2 separate regions of the Homo sapiens genome follow, and region 1 is linked to region 2. The links are chromatin loops, found by intact Hi-C in ENCODE. Cell type or tissue: thyroid gland. All regions are shown on one strand. Links, peaks and the distances in the headings refer to the core of each region. The heading gives the core; the rest is flanking DNA.

The links. Peaks named below come from ENCODE experiments on the same cell type or tissue, not always from the same donor. Only the 100,000 strongest peaks of a DNase experiment are listed, where the experiment ranks them.
Region 1: a loop joins it to region 2, with 6 times the contacts of the local background. A loop is called at or near these places in 104 of 110 quality-filtered maps.

Annotation. Positions count from the first base shown.
Region 1 is chr6:83,513,588-83,516,510 of GRCh38, forward strand. All of the region lies in intron 1 of PRSS35 (serine protease 35), which reads left to right. Among named protein-coding and RNA genes, the nearest start is that of PRSS35, 2.5 kb to the left of the region's middle. In thyroid gland, for the core only: a CTCF peak has its summit at 1,462 (motif pointing left); no DNase peak of the experiment used is centred there.
Region 2 is chr6:83,220,684-83,223,606 of GRCh38, forward strand. All of the region lies in intron 12 of ME1 (malic enzyme 1), which reads right to left. Among named protein-coding and RNA genes, the nearest start is that of RWDD2A, 29 kb to the left of the region's middle. In thyroid gland, for the core only: a CTCF peak has its summit at 1,393 (motif pointing right); no DNase peak of the experiment used is centred there.

The sequences.
Region 1 (2,923 bases), core at 167-2,666, 290 kb after region 2:
TGTTAAAATCCCTGCCAAATAAGACATGTAGGCTTGAAGGTAGAGGCCAAGTATCATATGGAATTTTATTTTTATTAGGAAATATTAGAGGAGTTCCTTTAGTGAGGGAAGTGGTAGATGTGGATACTGTACCCCATTTTTCTTCCAGATAGCTGGGAAAACTGCATGCTTTTAAGAAGCTTTTTCACGTTTTAAAATGTGAGACTGTTTAGCATATACTTGGCATACAGTATGTGTTCATTAGATGTTAAAATAAGCAATTGCTAGTGTGAGTTAATTTTCTCCATTGGGTAAATGATTTTCCTCTGCCCAATGCTCAAATATCAAACAAGCATATTGCATTTTAACAGTAGGATCAGACTCAGAATTTGGGAGGATAGAGCTACTTTACCTTAGCACTGAGGTAACTTTGCAGATGAGAAATCTGAGATGGAGAGGTTAGGAAACAGTAAAGTTAAGTTAGTAGTATGCAAGCTATTATTTTATAACTAAAAAACGTTAAGCTTCGTATAGGTAAAACTGATGTGGGTTAGCTAAAAACATTGTGACCATAGATGCTTTAAAACCTGAAAAGTAGCATACCTATTTATAGATATTCTTTGCTCTCAAAGGCCAACTTGAAAAATACAGATAAGTCTAGAGCTATATGCTGTGCACTTCATAAGGCAGCATATGAAAGAGTCCTCTTGGGGTTCCTTTAATGTCATTCACCCAAAATTTGATTTATCCATAGGATTGCACAAATTGAGATGTACAGGTCATGGAAAAATAGCCCCCAAACAAAGGGAGGTTTTGTTTTTTATTGTGATGAGAAACAGAAGTTGTGGGTTACTGTAAAATAATCAACTGTGTAACTTTACCATCTTCCTTTCCCTCAAGTACTGCCAAACTTTTTAAGCAGACATTTTTTTGGTCTCCATTTATGAAACTAAACTTGAAAATAGTGCTATGGTATGATATTTTGAATAGAAATTGGCCCACTGTCAATGAACTTTCTTGCCATTTATTCTCAGCCTAGAATCAGTGGAGAGCTTATCCTTTAGTAATGGATTATAAAGTATTTGATAAACGTGAAATATTTGGCAGGTTCAAGATTTTCCTTAGCATTGAAATAAATTGTGGCACATTTGGGGGACTAGTTAACAGTGCTGTAGGTCATGCTGGAAGTGTGCTGGCACTACAACTGTTTTTGAAAAACTATCTGCCAGAAAATTGTCTGACTGTAGACAGCATTATCAGCCCTCAGTTCATCAGGATGGGCTCTGTGGCCTGTAGGTAGGTGGGTTTTCTAAATATAATAAATTTCATATGTCTCCCTATGTCACAGCCATTTAGTATATTATTAGCCAGTTAAAAGTTTTGCCCCTGCTGAATCTTACATGCTTTTAAAATAAAATCTATTTCACAGCTGAGTAAGTGTAAACATTTTAAATACCTGCGTTAGATTTGCCATCACCAGGCTAATTTTGCCATCTAGTGGTAGCAACATGGATAACAGGCAAGTTCTTCCCTGGATGACTAGGAATTGAACCTTCCTGAGAAGCATTGATGAGTAAATTACTTGTGTTTTCTCATTTGTGGTTTACTCTAGAACTTTAAAGCTGGAAGAAATCTTAGAAATGTTCTAGTCCAACTCAACAGTTAAGGACTATCAGAGAGATTCTTTAAAATAAAGGCTTCGAAATGCATGGCGGAGTTAGCAGGTGGTATGCATTTGTTGAATAGACAAATTTATCTATCCTGTTCTAATTCTTGTTTTTCCTCTAGCAATATTGCATCCTACCACTATGAAGTTTTATCGTGATCTTCTGTTTTTAGTTTTAAAATTGCATTTCTGTATATTATTTCTTAAAATAACACATTTTCATTTATATTTTAAGTCCCAGAAGGAAACATTCTTTTCTACTGTTTTTGTTTGTTTGCTTTGAGACAGGGTTGCCCTGTCTCATTCTAGTTGTCCAGGCTGGAGTGTAGTGACACAATCACAGCTCACTGCAGCGTCCACCTCCCAGCTTAGGTGATCCTCCCAACTCAGCCCAGAGTAGCTGGGACCACAGGCATGCGCCACCACACTTGTAGAGACAGGGTCTCCCTATGTTGCCCAGGCTACTCTCAAACTCCTGGACTCAAGTGATCCTCCCATCCCAGCCTCCCAAAGTGCTAGGATTACAGGTGTGAGGCACCGCGCCCGGCCCTTTTCTACTTTTTAATCACTCCCTACTACTACTACTTCTCTTTTCTTTTTTTTGACGGAGTCTCGCTCTGTTGCCCAGGCTGGAGTGCAATGGCGTGATCTCACCTCACTGCAACCTCTGCCTCCCGGTTCAGGGGATTCTCCTGCCTCAGCCTCCCCAGTAGCTGGGATTACAGGTACACAACAGCATGCCTGGCTAATTTTTGTATTTTTAGCAGAGACGGGGTTTCACCACGTTGGCCAGGCTGGTCTGGAACTCCTCACCTCAAGTGATCCGCCCACCTAGGCCTCCCAAACTGCTGGGATTACAGGTGTGAGCCACAGCCTCCGCCACTCCCTACTACTACTTTCTTTCTAAACAGTCAGGCAGACTGTTGTAAAAACTCGATTCTCACCTTTGTAAGTGTAGCAGTTTCCTACTGCTGCTGTAACAAATTACCGAAAACTCAGTGGTTTAAAACAACACAAATTTATTATCTTATGCATCTGGAGATCAGAAATCTAAAGTTTTGGCTGGGCACGGTGGCTCACGCCTGTAATCCCAGCACTTTGGGAGGCCGAGATGGGCGGATCACGAGGTCAGGAGATCGAGACCATCCTGGCCAACACGGTGACACCCCATCTCTACTAAAAATACAAAAAAAATTAGCCGGGCATGGTGGCGGGCGCCTGTAGTCCCAGCTACTGGGGAGGCTGAGGCTGAAGAATGGCGTGAACCTGGGAGGCGGA
Region 2 (2,923 bases), core at 148-2,647:
TTGGGGCCATCTGGTAGTGAACGTTTGTGGTATTGTATTTATTCCTCTTGCTAAGATACATGACTCATTCTATTTAATCCTATTCAAAAAGTATTTACTAATTTTCTGCTTTGTGCCTAGCATGGTGCTAGATACTACTGAAGTTTTAAAAGAAGTATATGGAAGACTCTCTGTCTTTAAAAAAGATAATCTACAGGCCAGGCGCGGTGGCTCATGCCTATAATCCCAGCACTTTGGGAGGCCGAGTCAGGCTGATCACAAGGTCAAGAGATCGAGACCAGTCTGGCCAACATGGTGAAACCCCGTCTCTACTAAAAATACAAAAATTAGCTGGGCGTATTGGCATTGTGCCTGTAATCCCAGATACTTGGGAGGCTGAGGCAGGAGTATTGCTTGAACCAGGGAGTTGGAGGTTGCAGTGGGCCAAGATCACACCACTACACTCCAGCTTGGCAACAGAGCGAGACTCCGTCTCAAAAAAAAAAGATAATCTACAATTTAGTTATAAAGGCAACACCTAATCTTTTACAATAGGAAGCTCTCAGGAGTGTATCATAACCAGAAATAAAATTAAATGTCAAAGTGTGTAATAAAGACAGTCATGGCTACGGAGAAAGATCAAGATGAGCTAGACTTGTCACAAAAAGATTCCAGGATGTGGTGGTATTTAAGCAGTACCCTAAAGGAGAAGCTTAGATCATTGGAGAATAATTCTCAGGTCTTTCCAGACAGGATAAGAGATAAAGCAGTTACACAGGCATACATATGCATGGTGTGTTTGAAGGCTATGGGATGAGGGAGAATGAAAAGAATGTCAAGCTTCTAAGCTTTGCTGCCTGCTTGGAAAGGGGGTATCACTAATAAAAATGTGAATGCTGACAGTGAGGAAAGATAAGGAAGGCTTTCATAATGTTGTGTTTAAGGACACAGTAGGGCATGTCTGTGGAATTACCCAACAGGCAACTGGAGATATGGAAAAAGATGAGAATAGAGATACACAGATTTGGCCACTACTAGAATGAAGATAATAGAAATGAATGAATGAATGAGATCTTTGAAAGCATAAGAAAAAGAGAAGAAAAAACTGGTAACAAAAAATGAATGCTAGAAAAAAAACTCTTACTTAAAAGGGAGATGAAAAGGAGACAAGGAAAATAATGAGTGGGACATAATTTAGATGATATAAAAAACAGGAATATTGTGTTGAAGCCTAAGAGAAAACCAGTAGAAAGGCCAAGAGATGCAGCCAGAGAGATCACTAGCTATGATAAGAATTAGTGATGTGGTATGTTGACAACACCACATTTTTTTTTTCCTTCAAAGTGTTTTTTGGTAGTGATTATTACTTTTCTTGGAGAGTAAACTGAAAATATTTTTCACGGAATTTGTCACTAGAGGGTGCTAGAGTTATTTAAGAAAGAAAACACTGACTACTGCAGGTAACCAAAACTCTGATGTGCCTATTCTAAAAGACAATGATTACATTTTCCTTAATGCAAAAGCTACTTTTACATGCTCTCTTAGTAATTAGACATCCATTTATGTTTAACAAGATTTTCTGAGTTAAAGAAAACCTGTGACATCAGCTGGCATGCTTTTTAATGCAGTGAAGAAAACGACAGGAGAACATTATTGCTTCCAAGCATCTGTTCTCATAGAATGACACCGGGTGCTAGCCACCAAGATTATGCTCCTTTAGATCACATCAGTAACATAAGAATCTTTGTCTACATTCTTGGGGTTCCTCTTCACAATGGAAAAAATATTTGCAGGATAAAAATATTTGAATATCAATCAAGTTCTTTGGATCAGTTCAGCTGCAAAGGTTTAATCGTAAGAAAAGAAATTCACTCAAGTTTCTCATCCATAAATGGTTACCTGTTCAAATCTGAAACATGATATCAACCTGATGAACATCAACCTGATGATTATCAAAAAGCTCATGATTTTATAAATATATGCCCAATCACCGTATCATCCTGCTGAGGCTTGGGAGGAGGAGGGAAACTGATAGGAACATGCAGCTCATGATATCTCTTGTGCCAGGAATTATCAAAGTCCTTTGTCTCTGACCTAAGAGTTTCATGTCTTCTGTCAATATCTATGAAATTGTGGCTAACTTGTTAGCTTGCAAGTAGAGTAAAATCTCAGATCTTTCACAGTTTCATGACAGTACAAGATTCCCCAGTGGGCCTGCTTTGTGATGTTCTGAGAATCTTTCCTCAAGGCCCAGACAGAGCTCACTTCTCCTATTCTTTTAATGATTTTATAAACAACTAATTTCCTATTTTGATCTAATTTCTGCTTAAATACTAGGGTGGTTTCTGTCTCCTGTACTGAACCCTGAATAATAAACATGTCCACTATACCATATCAGACTTTCACTTTAAACCTTCAAAATGCCATTCATTATTAAGCACTGTTCTCAACAGGGAAATATTTACCACTTAATCATCATTTGGAAACAATTTTGTTTTTGCTTTTTTTTAGGTAACAATCTAGCTCTGTAGCCCAGGATGCAGTGCAGTAGTGCAATCGCAGCTCACTGCAACCTCTGCCTCCTGGATTCAAGCAATTCTCCTGCCTCAGCCTCTTGAGTCAGGGGGGATCACAGGCACACACCACCATGCCCGGCTAATGTTTGTATTTTTAGTAGAGATGAAGTTTCACCATGTTGGCCAAGCTGGCCTCGAACTCCTGGGCTCAAGTGATCTGCCTGCCTCAGCCTCCCAAAGTGCTGGGATTAGGGGCATGAGCCACCACACCCAGCCCTGGAAACAATATTTTTAATTGTCCCATCACTGTCACAGAACTTGATCTGATGTGTGAAGACACAAAAATGTTCCTCTTAAGAAATCAAAAACACAATTTTTCTAATGACTACTGAAGAAGAACCTTTCGTTTGTGAGTCAGTATGAACATG